2 separate regions of the Homo sapiens genome follow, and region 1 is linked to region 2. Evidence: chromatin loops called from intact Hi-C (ENCODE). Cell type or tissue: Caco-2. All regions are shown on one strand. Each heading gives the region's core, and the rest is flanking DNA. Links, peaks and the distances in the headings are about the cores only. Region 1 overlaps MAN2B2 (mannosidase alpha class 2B member 2). Region 2 has its middle 8.1 kb from the start of MRFAP1L2.

Region 1 (9,160 bases), core at 393-8,392, 56 kb before region 2:
GACGTTCTTTATTCACTTTCAACAGCAGTGAGCCCTGGGCAGATGCCCCGGCCCCAGGGCTTCCCCCAGGAACTCCATGTAACAGAACAGACCCAGGACAGGGAAAAGCAGTGCGGAGGGATGGGACTGGGGAGTCAGCTGCTCATCTGCAGGCTAATGGCAGGAAATGGTCATATTTGGGGTTTTTCCCTAATTTTTTTAAACAAAAATTACATTACAAGATCCAGGTTCTTCCCCCCCACACTCAATCAAGCCAGCCCTCTCCTCTTCTGTCACGTAAAGGATATTTGGCACACTCATGCGTCATTCATTCACAAAACACAAACCCAGGACTTTCTGCCTAAGGCAGAGCACAAGACTCACAGCAGCACCGAAGCGCATCTGCCGTCCGGGCCCTGCCAGGCTTGCCAGGCTGCCAGTGGTAACTGTGGACCTACTGCGTGCCACGTGTTTTCATAGACTCATCCCATGCTGGCAACAGCCCTGCAAGGGGCTTGGCTCTGCCACAGGGCAGGAGAGGAAGTTGTAGCGCCTAGCGAGAGTTCCAGCCCCAGACGCCCACCTGTGCCTCAGGGCACCGCCTGCCGAGCAGAGAAGGCACAGCAGCCGTCAGAGTCCATGAGAGGTGAAACCACACAGCAGGGATGTCCAATATCAGAACTATTAATATCAATAAAAGTATAACCTTCCCAGGTCTATGCCCAAGAGAATTGAAAACATCCATCCACACAATACCTGTGCTCCCGCGTTCATAGCAGCATTACTCAAAAGTCAAACGGTAGCAACAACCCAAATGTCCATCCACAGATGAATTAAGACATGAAGTGTGTTCTGTCCATACAATGGAATATTATTTGGCCATAAAAAGGAAGGAAATTCTGACGCATGCCACAGCCTGAGTGAATCCTACAAATATTACGCTAAGTGAAAGAAGCCAATCACGAGTTTATGTGAAATGTCCAGAATAGGCAAATCTGTGTATCAGAGACAAAGCACATTGGTGGTTGCCAGGTACTGGAGGAAGAGAGAAGAGGCATGACAGCTAACAGGGACGGGCTTTCTTTGGAAGATGATGAAATTGTGGAATGATGGTTGCACAACTTTGTGAATATACTAGAAACCAATGAATTAAAAACTTTGGAAGATGAATTTTATGGTCTGTGAATTATATCTCAATTTTAAAACTTTTTTTTTTTTTTCCCGAGACAGAGTCTCACTCTGTCGCCCAGGCTGGAGTGCAGTGTCAAGATCTCAGCTCACTGCGACCTGCACCTCCTGGGTTCAAGCAATTCTCCAGCCTCTGCCTCCCGAGTAGCTGCTACTAGAGATGCACCACTGCGTCAGCTAATTTTTGTATTTTTAGTAGAGACGGGGATTCACCATGTTGGCCAGGCTGATCTGGAACTCCTGACCTCAGGTGATCTGCCTGCCCCGGCCTCCCAAAGTGCCAGGATTACAGGCGTGAGCCAATGTGCCCGGCCTAAACCGTTTTAAAGAGTAAACTGTAAGATGTAGGAAATTATTTGGTACTCTAGGGCTGAAGGAAAGTACCCAGAAAGGACCAGCTTGGAAGGAGTCAGACCTCTGGACAACGTGCAGTTTGGCCACCAGACAGCAAAGACAGTCTCTGGTTTGGCCAGGCAGGAGCTGGGCTGGAGTTGCTGACCAAGCAATAGGCCACCCCTGTGAGGTGGGGTCAGGTGAGCAGCCACCAGAGGCATGGATGTGCAGTGGGAGGTTGAGGCACAAGGAGTGAGGCAGGAGCCCTTTAGAGCATGTGGGCTGCATGAGGCTTGGTTTCTGTGTCAAGAAGACTATGGAGGCTGGGCAGTGGTTCATGCCTTAATCCCAGCACTTTGGGAGGCCAAAGCAACCGGATCACTGGTGGTCAGTAGTTCAAGACCAGGCTGGCCAACATGGTGAAACCCCATCTCTACTAAAAATACAAAGTTAACCGGGTGTGGTGGTGTGCGCCTGTAGTCCCAGCTACTCGGGAGGCTGAGGCAGGAGAATCAATCACTTGAACCTGGGAGGCGGAGGAGACCTCCGCCTCTGCACTCCAGCCTGGGTGACAAGAGTGAGACTCCGTCTCAAAAAAAAAAAAAAAAGGAAGACTACGGAGGCCAGGCGTGGTGGTTCATGCCTGAAATTCCAACACGCTGGGAGCCCTAGGCAGAAGGATCGCTTGAGCCCAGGTGTTCCAGACCAGCCTCGGCAATATAGTGAGACCCCATCTCTACAAAAACTATTCTTTAGACGAGCGTGGTGGTGTGCACCAGTGGTCCCAGCTACTCTGGGGGCTGAGGTGGGAGGCTCACTTGAGCCCAGGAGGTCGAGGCTTCAGTGAGCCATGATCATGCCACTAACTCCAACCGGGGTAATAGAGCAAGACCCTGTCTCAGAAAAAAATAAAGAAGACTATGGAAATGTTATCCCCAGCGCAGCCAGGCTGTAGAAAAATCATGTGCACTGAAAGTACCATCACCCATGCTGACCATCCCCGTCCAGAACAGAAACAGCAAGAGAGCCACTTCCCCCTGCGGTCCCTCCAGCACCCAGCACCCTCAACTGGGAAGAGTGAGAAGAATATAGATGACAGGGGAAAACCCACCCACAATAGACAGAATATTGGCTAAAATCTAACATCCATTTGTTGCTTTGTTGTTATTTCATTTCATTTTACTTTTTTAGACACAGGGTCTCGCTCTGTCACCCAGGTGGGAGTGCAGTGGCACTATCATAGCTCACTGGAACCTCTTAACTCCTGGGCTCAAGTAGTCCTCCCATCCCACCCTCCTGAGTAGCTGGGACTACAAGCATGAGTCACTACACCCAACTAATTTTTAAAATGTTTGTGGAGACGCAGTCTCACTATGTTGCCCAAGCTGGTCTTGAACTCCTGAGCTCAAGCGATCCTCCCACCTAGGCCTCCCAAAGTGCTGGGATTACAGGCTCAAGCCACTGTGAATGGCCTGTTTTTTGTTGTTGTTGTTTGTTTTTTTTTTTTTTTTTTTTTTTTTTTTACAAACCACCACCACCAAACTCCCAATAAACTACGTTGCTCACTGACAATCCCCAACAGGTTTATTGCGGAACTTGACAGGATGATTCTGAAGTGCACTGGGGCTAGGTACAGTGGTTCGTGCCTGTAATCCCAGCACTTTGGGAGGCCAAGGTGGGTGGATCACTAGAGGCCAGGAGTTCGAGACCAGGCTGGCCAACATAGTGAAACCCCCTCTCTAAAAAAATACAAAAATTAGCCAGGCTTAGTGGCAGACGACTGTAATCCCAGCACTTTGGGAGGCCGAGGCGGGCTGATCACCTAAGGTCAGGAGTTCGAGACCAGCCTGACCAACATGGAGAAACCCCGTCTCTACTAAACATACAAAATTAGCCGGGCATGGTGGTGGGCACCTGTAATCCCAGCTACCCGGGAGGCTGAGGCAGGAGAATCTCTTGAACCCAGAAGGCGGAGATTGCGGTGAGCCGAGATCGTGCCACTGCGCTCCAGCCTGGGCGACAAGAGCGAAACTCTGTCTCAAAAAAAAAAAAACACACACACACACACACACACAAGTGCACATCTTCGTCCGTTTGGGCTGCTGTCATAGAATCCCGTACACTTTGGGAGGCCAAGGTGGGCGGATCACAAGGTCAGGAGATCGAGACCACAGTGAAACCCCGTCTCTACTAAAAATACAAAAAATTAGCCGGGCGTGGTGGCGGGCGGCCTGTAGTCCCAGCTACTCGGGAGGCTGAGGCAGAAGAATGGCGGGAACCCGGGAGGCGGAGCTTGCAGTGAACCGAGATTGTGCCACTGCACTCCAGCCTGGGTGACAGAGCGAGACTCCGTCTCAAAAAAAAAAAAGAATACCATACACTGAGTGGCTTATCAACAACAGGAATTTATTTCTCCCAATTCTGGATGCTGGGAGTCCAAGGTGCCAGCAGATTCGGTGTCTGGGGAGGGGCTGTTTCCTGGTCTATAGATGGTGCCGTCTTGCTCCGTCCTCACATGGCAGAAGGGGCAAGGCAGCTCTCTGGGCTCGGTTTCTAGGAGGGTGCTAATATAACAGTACTGAGTCTACCTTAAAGAAAAATTGTGTTTGCTTGAGTATAATTACAGCTTTGCTTACGCTTACACACTATTCATTAAAAACAGCCTCAGGGAAAGAGGACCTTCAGCAGAGATAAGAGAGAAGTGCACTGACCAGCAATCCTGGAAGCGGCTAGCCGCAGGTTTCCACCCACCAGATGAGAATAGTTGGGCTGAGGTCGAGGCAGGAGGATCACGTAAGTCCAAAAGTTTGAGACCAGCCTGGGCAAAATAGGGAGACCCCGTCTCTATAAATAGTAACAAAATTTAAGTAGGTGTGGCACACGCCTGTAGTCCCAGCTACTCAGGAGGCTGAGGTGGAAGGATCCCCTGAGCCAGTGAAGTCAAGGCTGCAATGAGCCATGCCTGGGCAACAGAGTGAGACTGTCCAAAAAAAAAGCAAAACTAAGACTAATCTGGCTGGCCTGGTGCAGCCAGCACTTTGGGAGGCTGAGGGGGAGAGATCATTTGAGCCCAGGAGTTGGAGACCAGCCTGGGCAACTTGGTAAAACCCAATCTCTAAAAAAAATTTTAAAATTAGCCAGGTGTGATGGTGCGTGCCTTTAGTCCCAGCTACTGTAGAGGGTGAGGTGGGAGGATCACCTGAACCTGGGGAGGTCAAGGCTACAGTAAGCCGTGATCATGCTACTGCACTCCAGCCTGGGCAACAGAATGAAACCCTGTTCCAAAAAAAAAAAAAAAAAAAAAAAAAAAAAAAATAGCTGCACTTGCAAAAGGTCACATGACATCCCCGCAAGACAGCAATCGTAACTACCTGCCTGAGACTGCGCACATAGCTGCTGTTCCACAAGAATGCTTTGATCATCATTCGCACTTCCCCAGATTTCCCTTAAAAACGTGCATCTGGAGACACAACTTGGAGAGGTGATCTTTGAACACAAGAGTTCAGTGCCCCTGCCCCCACCTCCCAAGCTGCTGGCTTCTCGAATAAAGCTACCTTTCCTTTTACCAAAACTTGTCTCTCGAATGTCGGCGAGTGAGTGGCCTGAACCCGAGTTCAGTTACACTAATCCCCATAACCTAATCACCTCCCAACATCCCCACCTCCTAATACCATCAACTGGGGGATTAGGGTTCGGTATATGAATTTAGGGGGACAAAAACATTCAGACCAGAGCAAACAAAGAGCTCAGAAGCTGGACCGCGCACACGGAAGCTGATAGAAGAGAGATGGGGCCGGGCGCGGTGGCTCACGCCTGTAATCCCAGCACTTTGGGAGGTCGAAGCGGGTGGATCATCTGAGGTCGGGAGTTCGGGACTAGCCTGACCAACACGGAGAAACCCCGTCTCTACTAAAAATACAAAATTAGCCAGGTGTGGTGGTGCATGCCTGTAATCCTAGCTACTCAGGAAGGCTGAGGCAGGAGAATCGCTTGAACCCGGGAGGCGGAGGTTGCGATGAGCCAAGATCGCGCCACTGCACTCTAGCCTGGGCAACAAGAGCGAAACTCGGTCTCAAAAAAAAAAAAGAGCGAGATGGGGTGCCACATGGTGAGGAAGAATGTTGCATGGCAGAGGTGCTGTGACAACTCCCCCTCACTTGGAACAAAAAGAAACTTCACCCTCCCTCGCATCGTACGCAGACAGCCCCCAGCTGAAACCCCAGCGGTCAATACAGGCGTGAAAAGATGGTCAGCCTCCTTAGCATTCAGGTCTGTGCAAATGAAAACCACAATAAGACACTGTTTCACATCTGCCGTGTTTTCTATTTAAAAGATTAAAAATATGGGCAATTTTTTAGTGGACAATCATGGAAACTCTCTCAGACTTCTAATGTGAGAGTAAACAGAAGGAGCAAACTTAAGAAACTAGTTCCATGTTATCTTCTAAAGTTAAAGATACTCATGCTCTAGACCCAGCAATTCTGTTCTAGGTATGTAAGCTAGAAAATGATGTTTGGCCAGGCGTGGTGGCTCACGCCTGTAATCCTAGCACTTTGGGAGGCCAAGGTGGGCAGATCACTTGAGGGAGGTCAGGAGTTTAAGACCAGCCTGGGCCAACATGGTGAAACCCCATCTCTACTAAAAAAAAAAAAAAAAAAAAAAAAAAAAAAGGCCGGGCGCCGTGGCTCATGCCTGTAATTCCAGCACTTTGGGAGGCTAAGGTGGGCGGATCACGAGGTCAGGAGATCGAGACCATCCTGGCTAACACGGTGAAACCCCGTCTCTACTAAAAATACAAAAAATTAGCCGGGTGTGGTGGCGGGCACCTGTAGTCCCAGCTACTCGGGAGGCTGAGGCAGGAGAATGGTGTGAACCCGGGAGGCGGAACTTGCAGTGAGCCGAGATCGCGCCACTGCACTCCAGCCTGGGCGAAAGAGCAAGACTCTGTCTCAAAAAATAAACAAATAAATAAATAAATAATAAAATAAAAAATTAGTTGGGTGTAATGGTGCATGCCTGTAGCCCCAGTTACTCGGGAGGCTGAGGCAAGAGAACTGCTTGAACCTGGGAGGCAGAGGTTGCAGTGAGCAGAGAGAACGCACCATGGCACTCCAGCTTGGGTGACAGAGTGAGACTCCATCTCAAAAAAAAAAAAAAGAAAAGAATCATGTTCGTGTGCACAAAAATATGTAAGACTGTTCAGTGGCATTGTTCATGATAGCTGTAAATGAAAACCATTCATAGGCCCCTTACCAGTGCTTGGATAGAGGCTGGTTTATTTGTACAAGAGAATACTACAGAACAGCAGGTCTCAAAGTGCGGTCCCCACACCAGTAGTGCCAGCATCACCTGGGGAGTTGTTAGAAACACAAAGTCTCAGGCCTTATCCCAGATCAAATAAATCAGAAACTGTAGGGATGGGCCCTGGAACATGTGTTTTAACAAATTTCCTGGGTTTTTCTGATGCACACTCAATTTTAACACTCACTGCCATAGAGCAATCAAAATGAGTGAACTATCCTTACCTGCATCAATACAGGTGAATCTCAGATAGAGAGACAGAGGTGATAGATGATAGATAGATAGATGATAGATAGATGTTAGATAGATGATAGATAGACTATATTGAGCAGAAGCAGCAATATACAAATGAATAACTATGATTCCATTTACATAAAGTTCAAAAGTGGGAAAGACTATACCGTATTCTTTATGATTGCATTCCTAGTGGATAAAACAACAAAGAAAGTGAAGAAATGACTGGCCAAGGCTGGGTACAGTGACTCTGTCCTGTAATTTTAGCACTTTGGGAGGCTAAGGTGGCAGATCACTTGAGCCCAGGAGTTCAAGACCAGCCTAAGCAACATGGCAAAACCCCATCTCTACAAAAAAAAAATAAACAACAGGTGGTGGTGGCACATGTCTGTAGTCCCAGCTACTCAGGAGGTTGAGGCAGGAGGATCGCTTGAGCCTGGGAGGTTGAGGCTGCAGTGAGCTGAGATCATGCCACTGCACTCCAGTCTGGGTGACAGAGAAAGACCCTGTTTCAAAAAAAAAAAAAGAAAAGAAAGAAGAGAAGCAAAGGGAGGGAAGGAGCAGGGAGGGGCTGAGAAGGGAGGGGAAGGGAGGGGAGGAAAGGGAAGGGAAGGGAAAGGAAAGGAAGTGAAGGGAAGGGAAGGGAAAGGAAACTAGAAGTCACAAGAGGGGTTACCTCCAGTGGGGCGAGGGAGATCTGAGTTAAGAAGGAACACACCTGGATTTCTAGGTGTGGCATGGTTTTATTTCCAGACTTAGTTGATTGTTAACAGTGAGTTTCTTTCATAGATGAAACTATATTGTATACACATATATATATATAAAATGTTTCTACTCAATTCTCTTATATATGATATACATGGTAAATGCACATGTATATAAGAGAATATAAACAATGTTATATATATGTTATTGTCACCAAAAAATATTAAAAAATTTAAAAGAAAAATGCAAAAATGTGAAATATATAAATGGAAAAAGATAAAACAAGTCCAAATTCACATCTTGTATCTAACAGCTCTTTTTATATAATCCAGACTGTACTTAGCTCAAACTGGCTTAAACAATACAAGGATGTTTTTGGTTGTGGCAGGGCTAGTTAGCTTTCTGCTGGCATCCATTCTTCCCCTCCATGATATAAATGACAGTTTTAGCTGAGAAGTGGCTTCCCAGACAGGGTCCACATTCCCCAGCTTTCCTTACATCCAAAGGAAGCATATGAATCCTTCTCACTAAGGTAATGAAAGAGAATGCCTCTGACCATTCCAACACCCCAGCTAAGACCCCAGACATGTGAGTGAGACCTTTTTGGGTTTTTCAGCCATTCCAGGTAGCAGCTCAACCCAGCAGAGTGAGTGACTCTAGGTGATAAACTATACATGAAGCAGAAGAACCAACCAGCTGAGGCCTGCCCGAACTCCTAACCCACAGAATTGTGACAAATGATTGTTATGGTGCTAAGTACCATAAGATTTGGGCCAGGTGTGGTGGCTCACACGTGTAATCCCAACACTTTGGGAGGCTAATGTGGGAGGATCACTTGAGCCCGGGAGTTCAAGACTAGCCTGGGCAACATGGTGGGACCTTGTCTCTTAAAAAAAAAAAAAAAAATTAGGCAGACATGGTGGTGCACACCTGTAGTCCCAGATGCTCAGGATGCTGAGGTGGGAGGATCACTTGAGCCTGGGAGTTCAAGGCTGCAGTGAGCCATGATCATGGCATTCCACTCCAGCCTGGGCAACAGACTTAGACCTGTCTCAAGAAAAAAATTTAGGGTGTCATGAACACAGCACTAGATAACTGAAATATATAACTTCTTTGTAAGTCATATTTATCATTACACAATGCTCCTCTTGTTTCGTATTTTAACCTTAAATTGTGCTTTATTCCTTAATTTTTATACATTCCTTGTCACTTCATTATAGGTGTGTTTCTTATATATAGCACATACCTTGATTTTAGGTTCTTTTTGTTTGTTTTTTTCGTGTTTTTTTTTTTTTTTTTTTTTTGAGACGGAGTCTCGCTCTGTTGTCCAGGCTGGAGTGCAGTGGCACCATCTCGGCTCATGGCAAGCTCCACCTCCAGGGTTCATGCCATTCTCCTGCCTCAGTCTCCCAAGTAGCTG
Region 2 (9,004 bases), core at 1-8,000:
CCAAAAGGGAAACATTTTGCACTGGCCTGTCTCGTCTGTTACCTCCCAGCCCAATTCCCTAAGCTCCCGCCAGTGTTAGGACACTGAGGATGTGAAAATGAGAAAACAAAAGCCTGTATTACAAGAATCCACTTGGGATTAGGCACTTAACATATCTAATTTTCACAAATATCAGAGGTCATTTTATTATCCCCATTGTTCAGGTGGGGAAACTTCAGCCAAAAACAAAACAGAAAACAACCCTAGAACCTTGCCGGGAAGAATTCAACTGATGCCAAAGCTCTTTCACAACATCAGTAGCTCCTGATGTGCCATCTGCATCCTCTAACTGTCGTGATGGGGTTTTTTTTGTTTGTTTTGTTTTGTTTTTTTTGAGACGGAGTCTCGCTCTGTCGCCCAGGCCGGACTGCGGACTGCAGTGGCGCAATCTCGGCTCACTGCAAGCTCCGCTTCCCGGGTTCACGCCATTCTCCTGCCTCAGCCTCCCGAGTAGCTGGGACTACAGGCGCCCGCCACCGCGCCCGGCTAATTTTTTGTATTTTTAGTAGAGACGGGGTTTCACCTTGTTAGCCAGGATGGTCTCGATCTCCTGACCTCATGATCCACCTGCCTCGGCCTCCCAAAGTGCTGGGATTACAGGCGTGAGCCACTGCGCCCGGCCCGTGATGGTTTTTGAAACAATGGTTCAGAATGCTGACCACTCTGGAGAGGGCTGCAGCAGCAAGCCTGGGACTGAGTTTCTGGCCTCATAGAATGTTCCATGAGAGACCCTCTCTGACTGACGAGAGGTGTAAGTTGTCTCTCAGGCTAAGTGAGATTTGGAGGGCTGAATGCAGGCATCCCCGCTCTGCTCATGTCCCATGTTCCAGATGTCTTCTGGACACCAGCCAGTGGATGTCATAGGATGGATTCACTTCTTTGTTGATGTATTCATCCAGTGTGTTATGCTGGCAATGTACTAGGTCCAACTAAGAAGCAGTTGGCTCCTTGGCGATGGAGTCATTGATTCATTTGTTCAAGTATTCTTTGAATAGATACCAAAGACTTAACATGTGCCAGGCCCGGAGTAGACATGACAGCCACCCTTTTGCACAGCTGCTGCCTTCAGAGGGTTTGCACCCTAGTGGGTGAGATGGACACTTAGCCCCTGTGTGTGGGTGAGAAATGCTGAGCATGAGCAGAGCCCAGGGTGGGTGGTATCTACCCAGCCAGGGAATAGGCAAGGCTCCTTCCCTGAGGGGTCACAGATATGTGTTACATGATTGAAGCCGTGTGGGGATGTGGGCAGGGGAAAGGAGGGTGTGTAGAAGGTTCCAATCTGGCTGGGTGCGGTGGCTCACACCTGTAATCCCAGCACTTTGGGAGGCTGAGGCAGGCAGATCACGAGGTCAGGTTATCGAGACCATCCTGGCTAACATAGTGAAACCCCATCTACACTAAAAATACAAAAAATTAGCTGGGCGTAGTGGCAGGCACCTGTAGTCCCAGCTACTCAGGAGGCTGAGGCAGGAGAATGGCGTGAACCCGGGAGGCAGAGCTTGCAGTGAGCCGAGATTGTGCCACTGCACACCAGCCTGGGTCACAGAGCGAGACTCCATCTCAAAAAATAAAAATAAAAAAAAGAAGGTTCCAATCTGACTGACCCCATCCTGTCAGCAGAGAACAACTGAGGCCCAGCCCTCTACATCTGCATGTTTCCTCATCCTGCCTGACTCCTTTGATGAAGGCAGTTTGGATCTTGGGTGCCATGATGGTAAAAGCTAAGTTTGTGAACTTTGCGTCTTGGGAGCCAAGGGCAATATCCTGTGTATGAGCCTAGAGGAAGAGAACGCACTTGGGGAGGAAGAGCCCCAACCCCGCTGTACATCGGACAGCGAACAGCACACAAGGCGTGGGCCGGGATCAGGAGGGCAGTTCCATTCCTGGCTGTGCTGATTACTCACCCTGTGGCCATCTCTTTGGGGGCCACCATAAAATGATAGATTTGCACTGTGTTGTCTCTGAGTTTCCTTGGAACCTAGACATTTCATTTGACTCAGATTCATATAAAGTAACCAGCCACCTCGTGGACAATTTTAGCCTTGCTCCCTGAGGTAGCACTTTGAAGACAGGTGTCTGAGGCCCTCTCAGAGACTTTTGGAATTTCATTATATGGTCTAGCCACACTCGCACTTCCAAGTAGGTCCTATATTGGGACTAAGAGTCTCATTAGCAGAAGATTCCTGGGTTCCAAGATGCCCTGAGACTTCTCTCCAACTGGAAAAAGGTTGCTGAACAAATGAAATTGATCTTTGATTTTTCTCCCCCTTGATTATGTCATATGACAACATAATTCTTGGGTATTCAGAGGCATCCTGAACTTGGGTCAGGGTGTACCTGTCAGTCTTATTTGTTCAGTGTCCTGTAAGTCAGACACATTTTTCTGTGTTTCTTCATTCCCACAGTCCTGGTCGCACATATACTCTGAGACGCAGAAGAATGAAGAGTTCCTTAATGTGGTCCCTTGAGTCATTGCTCTCTGACAAACCAGTCCCATTATCTTCCTCAGTTTTGTTTCCTCTCTTTCTTGAAAGATAATTTTTCTGGGTATATAATTTTAGGTTGGCGAGTATTTTCTCTTGGTGTCATTAACATGTTATTTCACTAACTTTGGCTTCTATGTTGAGAATTCAGCTGTCACTCCAGTGTTTGGCGCTTAGAATGGAATTGAAGTCTGGGCCACAGACCACAAAGTGCAGAGTGGGCAGGCTTCTGTGGTCCCCCAGTCCAGTTTCTCGGTGCTTCTTCACTCCTGGCCACACTGGCTGCTTTGCTGTTTCCTGGCCATGGCAAGCATGTGGTGTGGCCCCAGGGCCTTTGCCCATGCTGAATCCCCTGACTGGGACACTACTGCAGCTGAACCATGGTAAAGGTGGACAGAGAAAACATGCAGCATTCTTTGGAGAAGTTCTGCTGTAACGTGGCAGAGAAATGGGGTGACTGCAGAGGTAGCTGAAGGGAGGGTGTCTTTCTGTGTGTGACCATGTGTGATGTGGACAGCTGTACCGCCTGACGGGACTGACCTGGTGCAGCAGGACAGATGGGATGCAGGTGGCGCAGCTGCAGGCAGCAGGTGGGGTGGCCCCTGCAGCTCCCCCTGTAGGTGCCTGCCTTCCTCTGCATCTTGCAGAGTCCCTCCTCTGGTGGTCAGCCAGTTCGCATAATCCCATCCCCAACTTAATTCGATGAAGCCAGTAGCCAGAAGTGCACCTGCACTGACACTTCATTTCTAGAACATTTCCTTTGGGAACATTCCAACCACGACCCAAATGCCGCCCCTCCAAGCCCCCAGCCCTCTCCCTGCTTTCCCCCAGAGTCCTGAACTTCAAGTTCTAGGGCACCCCAGCCAGCTTAGGCTCCCCTCACACAGCTTGTTCCACACTTCAGCCCACCAAGTCTTCTGTGGCCTCTCGGGGCCCTCTCCCTCCTGAGCAGTCCAATTTGTTCTAAAGTTATATGTTGGATGATTATGGTTTATGAGCCCTGACCCACGAGCCCTTTCCCCCAGGGTCTCTGGGGGAGCTGGCCTGAAAAGCTTCCACAAAAAGCAGGAGGCCATGTTCTGCCCTCCCTGAGTGGCGTCAGTGCCCTGGGCACAAGGGCTCCCCCTGCCGGCTGCCCCCAGCTCCTGTGCAGCCCTCTGCTGACAGTGGAGAGGCCTCCCCACCATTCAGCAGGCTGCCCCCAGTGCATTCAGCAGGTGCGCCTGCAGCGTGGAGGTGTGCAGGCAGGTGCAGTTCATGACCAAAGGATGGTCGTGCTGTTTCTTAGTCAAGCTCATAGAAGCCCAGGCTCACTGTGGATCCATTCTCGCCCCACTCGGATCGCAGGCAGCAGTCCTCTCAAGGCTCTGCCTGAGCACAGATGACTTCAGAACCCTTATCCGTGTGCAGTCTGGGGGACACCTGGTGGACAGCCTTTTGGGAGGATGTTTGATGTGCTACTTAGACTCCACGAAGGTCCCTTTGGAAGACTCATCCTGCAGGTCCACTTTACTGGAGAAGGCACCAGTCTCATCAATGGCCAATCCACGGAGCATCATTTCCCAGCTTTTTCATTATTCTCAGGATGCTACCAGCCCAGCCCTCCTGAGAGGTTCAACGACTGTGGATGGAAGAGGGGAGCCCTCATTAAAAGAAGACGTTCCCAGCTGCCATCCAGAGCTCATCACACCAAGTCTTTGGGGGCTGTGGGGCAGCTGGGCAGCGTTCTTTGCATTTCTTTGCTCCAGCCTTGGTGCAGGTGGAGGGAGGTGAGCAGAAGATACTTTCCCATTGTGCCTTCTGCATCTGTGAGCTGTGCAGCCCTGGGGAAGGCACCAGGCCTTTCTGAATATCTCTCCCCACCCGTAAGATGGGCATGATACTCCCTGCCTGTATCCCTGTCAGAACTGCTGGGAGGACTGATTGGAGAAAACTTTGCCCTAGATTAGCAATTAAATTTTCGCTAAGGAGCCAGATAGTAAATGCCATAAGAAGGCCGGGCGCAGTGGCTCACGCCTGTAATCCCAGCAATTTGGGAGGCCAGGGCGGGTGGATCACCTGAGGCCAGGAGTTCAAGGCCAGCCTGGCCAACGTGGTGAAACCCCTACTAAAAAATACAAAAATTAGTTGGGCATGGTGGCATGCACCTGTAACCCCAGCTACTCGGGAGGCTGAGGCAGGAGAATCGCTTGAACCCGGGAGGCAGAGGTTGCAGTGAGTCAAGATGGCGCCATTGCACTCTAACCTGGGCAACAGAGTGAGACTCTGTCAAAAAAAAAAAAAAGAAAAAAAAAAAAGGAAATTCCATAAGGTCTTTGTCAAGGCTGCTGAGCCTGAATAAGTCCAGTAAGGTAATGCACCCCACTGGCAGATGAGTGGAGAAAGAAAAACACACTAAGGTCTCATTAGACACAGAAAAGGCATTTCACGCAATCTAGTACATGAACATTCATTTCAAAACTTCTCACACGCTAGTACTAGGTGGATAAAATTGTCCACTTACAACCTGCGGGAAACATTCTCCTTAAGCCAGGGGACAATGAAGCCATGCCATGTAACATGATGGCAGCAGGGTGCTTGTGGCTGGAGCGGGAGGGCTGGGGCGGGGAGCAGTGAGGCAGAGATTTGGTTGGTTGCTTGGTTGGTTTTAAATAAACCTTTACCACCCATGCACCTGGGAAACACTTAATCGTGGCTCACACCAGCCAGCTCTCCTCACCTAGTTGCAGACAGCACCCCAGGTCTGCTGTGGGCAGCAGAGTTTGGCAGGATGCTGACCCTCACCTTGACCCTGACCCCTCCAGTCCTCCACCCTCTGTCTCTCCTCTCCCAGCCCTGCCTCCATACCACCCACAGCTCCAGGAAAGGGGCCCCTGTCCTGAGCTGGGCTCCAGGCATTCAGAGGTGGGTTGGACCCACCCTTGGCCTTTGCAGAGCTCCCAGGCCACTGGCAGGGCTAGTGCTCGTAGAGAGGGAGGCCCTAACCAAAGGGACCAGAACAAGAGGGACGAGACCGCCTTGCTGGACTGAAGTGGAAAGCGTGCTGGGAGGGCTCAGGTGGAAAGGCAAGCTGTGCCAGAGCAGGACAGTGGCCATGGTGCCTGTGAAGGAAGATGCGCGCCTTCTCACTGCTGCACACACCAGCGCTGACTCCTACAAGCTGGGGTGTGTGGCAACATTCTTCTGGAAGAAACCACAGCAACTGTTAGTAGTTGCCCCAGACTGAGGGCTGAGGCTGGGTCGAGTGAGGGTTTTCCGTTTCATCAGGTGCCCTTCTAATCTCGCTTAAATTTTCTAAACCTGCTTGAGACCCTCTTTATTTAGTTGCTAATATCAACAAAATATATCTGAGTAGCAAGATTAAGCTCCGTTTTTTTGTTATTTATACTTCATAGTGTTTAAAAAACTAATAAAAGTAATATTAAGCCAGGTGTGGTGGTTCATGCCTGTAATCCCAGTGATTTGGGAGGCTTGCTTGAGCCCAGGAGTCCAAGACCAGCCTGGGTAACATAGCAAGGCCCCGTCTCTACAAAAAGAATTTTTAAAAAATTAGTCCCCACTACTCAGGAGGCTGAAGCAAGAGGATGGCTTGAGCCCAGGAGTTCGAGGCTGCAGTGAGCTATCATGCCACTGCACTCCAGCCTGGGCAGCAGAATGAGACTCTGTCTCTAAAAAATTTAAAAAGTAGTGTTATACAATTTTTTTTTTTTTGAGACAGAGTCTCGCTCTGTTACCCAGGCTGGAGTGCAGTGGCACAATCTCTGCTCACTGCAACCTCCAACTCCCGGGCTCAAGCGATTCTCCTGCCTCAGCCTCCCAAGTAGCTGGGATTACAGGCGCCTGCCACCACGCCTGGCTAATTTTTGTATTTTTAGAAGAGACGGGGTCTCACCATGTTCGAGGAGGTCACCTCGAACTCCTGACCTCAGGTGATCTGCCCACCTCGACCTCCCAAAATGCTAGGATTACAGGCGTGAGCCACTGTGCCTGGCCACAAATTTTTTAAAATAAACGTTAGAGGTAAAACATGTAAGCATTCAGGTGCTTCAACTTTAGTCTCATTTCCAGGAGTCCATCTAAAGAAAGAGGGGCCGGGCCAGAGTGCTCAGCAGCAGTCCCCATCCGCACACCTCCAGGACAAGCGCCACAGTGTCGCGATCACAGTTGCTGGCTGAGGGAAAATGTCTCGTGCACTTTATTCAGGGTCTTCACAGCTCCCCATGAGGCAGATGCCAGCGTCGCTCTCTGCGGGCTCCCCTTAAGGCCCCCGGTTCCAGAACAAACCGCTGCTCTCCTCACAAGGACAAGAGACTCCCCTGCTCTCCCGCCACTTCAGGAGACAGTGGGCACCTGAGGGGGCTGAGATTTGGAGAAACGGCCCCCCTTTCCTGAGCTGGCAGGGCTGGGAGTGGCTGCACCTCATAGACCAATTCCAGGAGTAGGACCCATGAGTCCTCTTCTGGTCCCAGACCCAAGCTAGCTTCTCCAACCCAGCTTTCCCGTGAACAGGATGGCCAGGCTGTGGCTCTGCGGTCTTCCCAAGGGAAGGAGGAGGCAGGGGGCTTGCACACCCCCAGGCTTCGCCCTACTCCTCCCCGCCTGACCTCTCTTGCCTGCACCGTGGGCTGGCGGGTTGGTCCCCACCAGGATGCCACAGCACCTCCTCCAGGGCAGGGACCACACTCTCCCCGGTATCCCCAGCACCTAGCGAGAGTGTTTCCAACCAAGCGTTTGCTAAACTGAACCCAGAGCCAGAAAGGAGCTTGGAAAAACTCACATGCCTGGGGCAGCCCAACCTCAGGTGAGGGGAGCGGGGGGCTTGACTGTCCCGCTCTGGCAGGAACGGATGCCCAGTGTGGTCACATCATCTGATTTCCATGTTAGGAATCCTCTTGTGTGTGTGTGTGTGTGTGAAACCTTATTTTTGAACATTGGTAACTTATTTTAACACTGATTGATTGATTGAGTTTTAAGCGATTGGCTCGTGTGATTGTGGGGACTGGTAAGTCCAAACTCTTAGGGCAGGCTGGCAGGCCTGAGACTCAGGGAATAGCTGATATCTCAGGCTTGAGTCCACACGGTGCAGGCTGGAAACTGAGTCAGGCTTTCTGTATTGTGCTCTCGAGGCAGAATTCCTTCTGGAAACCTCAGTTTCAACGGATTGGACGAGGCCTACCCACACTATGGAAGGTCATCTGTTTTATTCAAAGTCCACTAGTTAAATACTAATGACACCCAAAAATATCTTCACAGCGGCATCTAGATGAGAGTTTGAACAAACAACAGGGCCAATAGCCTATCCAAGTGGACAGATAACATTCACCATTCAGCTGCCAATGAGCAACTGCCGGATGGGCACTGCCCATCCTCACAACAATCCTTGGGGTAGGAGCATGTGCACCCCATCCATTTTACAGATGAGAAAACTGGGCTTAGAGAGGTCCCCAGCCAGCACATGGCTGAGCCAGACTTGGACCCCATCCTCTGCTCCAGGCCTCAGCCTGCACCCCCACCCCAGGGTGTTGACCTTGGCAGCACTGGGAGACTCGCTGCGAGGGCAGAAGCGGCAAATGTGGGGTGTGCCGACTGCAGACTTAACAGGACTTCCACAGGCTGCAGTGCCCAGCCTCTCTCCCTCCTCCTCTCAACTCCTCCTCCTCCAGGTTCTCCAACAGGCCTTCCCTTTGTGGGCACCCAAGACCCAGACAGGGGAGCTGACTATGGAGACTGCCTCGCCTGGGTCAGGACCCCCAGTGCACATGGCCACTCGGGGGTGGGAAGAACTGTCTCTCCAGGAACTGGCTGGATGGGTCTGGGAGATGGAGACCCCGTGTTTTCACAGGGCTCCTGATTTCTCCCCATGTGAGTTTCTTAGTCTAAATAGAAATGTTTTAAAACCCCTGGTGTTCTAATGTGCCCAGCATGCACTGTGCACGCCTAGGAATCTGGGCACCTTGGTGTGAGAATGTGGGCTCTGTGGGTTCAGAGTCCTGGAGGTGATCTCATCTGAATCCCTTGTTTTACAGATGAAGAAAGTGGCCCTAGAGGAAGGAAAGGGCCCCAGAGTCACTCAGGAAGTCAGTGACCCAGGGGCTGGGCAGGCTGCTCACCTGAGGCCAGTACCCTGCACCAGCCAGCCCTGTGCTCACAGGCAGGGGGCCCCGTTCCTGCCACCACCGGGACACTTGAGATGTCCCTGTGCTTCTACTTAAAATGAAGGTCACAGGGAGGAATTCATGTCCATGCCAGAGGGATCTGATGAGGAAAGACATTTGAAGCCTTTTTGGTTTTAATTTTTTTGTAGAGATGGGGTCTTGCTATGTTGCCCAGGCTGGTCTTGATCTCCTGGGCTCAAGCCATCCTCCTGCCTCAGCCTCCCAGAGTGTTGGGATTACAGGCACGAGCCACTGCATTGGCCTGAAGGACATTAGCATGTTAGATGGGCATCTGCCAGGCCTGGGTCAGCACATGCAGGAAGGTGC

What was found. Hi-C counts contacts between places; a loop is a spot of excess contacts. Peaks named below come from ENCODE experiments on the same cell type or tissue, not always from the same donor. Only the 100,000 strongest peaks of a DNase experiment are listed, where the experiment ranks them.
Region 1: it touches region 2 in a loop (2.0-fold over the local background); 2 of 110 quality-filtered maps call a loop at or near these places.

The regions. Positions count from the first base shown.
Region 1 is chr4:6,621,255-6,630,414 of GRCh38, forward strand. It overlaps MAN2B2 (mannosidase alpha class 2B member 2), which reads left to right. Exons shown (of 19, transcript NM_015274.3): 19 at 1-2,108. The coding sequence ends at 31. Among named protein-coding and RNA genes, the nearest start is that of MRFAP1, 15 kb to the right of the region's middle. RefSeq lists a silencer at 1,196-1,389. In Caco-2, for the core only: no CTCF peak of the experiment used is centred there; a DNase peak (open chromatin) is centred at 4,896.
Region 2 is chr4:6,677,700-6,686,703 of GRCh38, forward strand. No RefSeq gene overlaps it. Among named protein-coding and RNA genes, the nearest start is that of MRFAP1L2, 8.1 kb to the left of the region's middle. RefSeq lists enhancers at 5,433-5,935, 6,487-6,988. In Caco-2, for the core only: a CTCF peak has its summit at 3,130; a DNase peak (open chromatin) is centred at 3,085.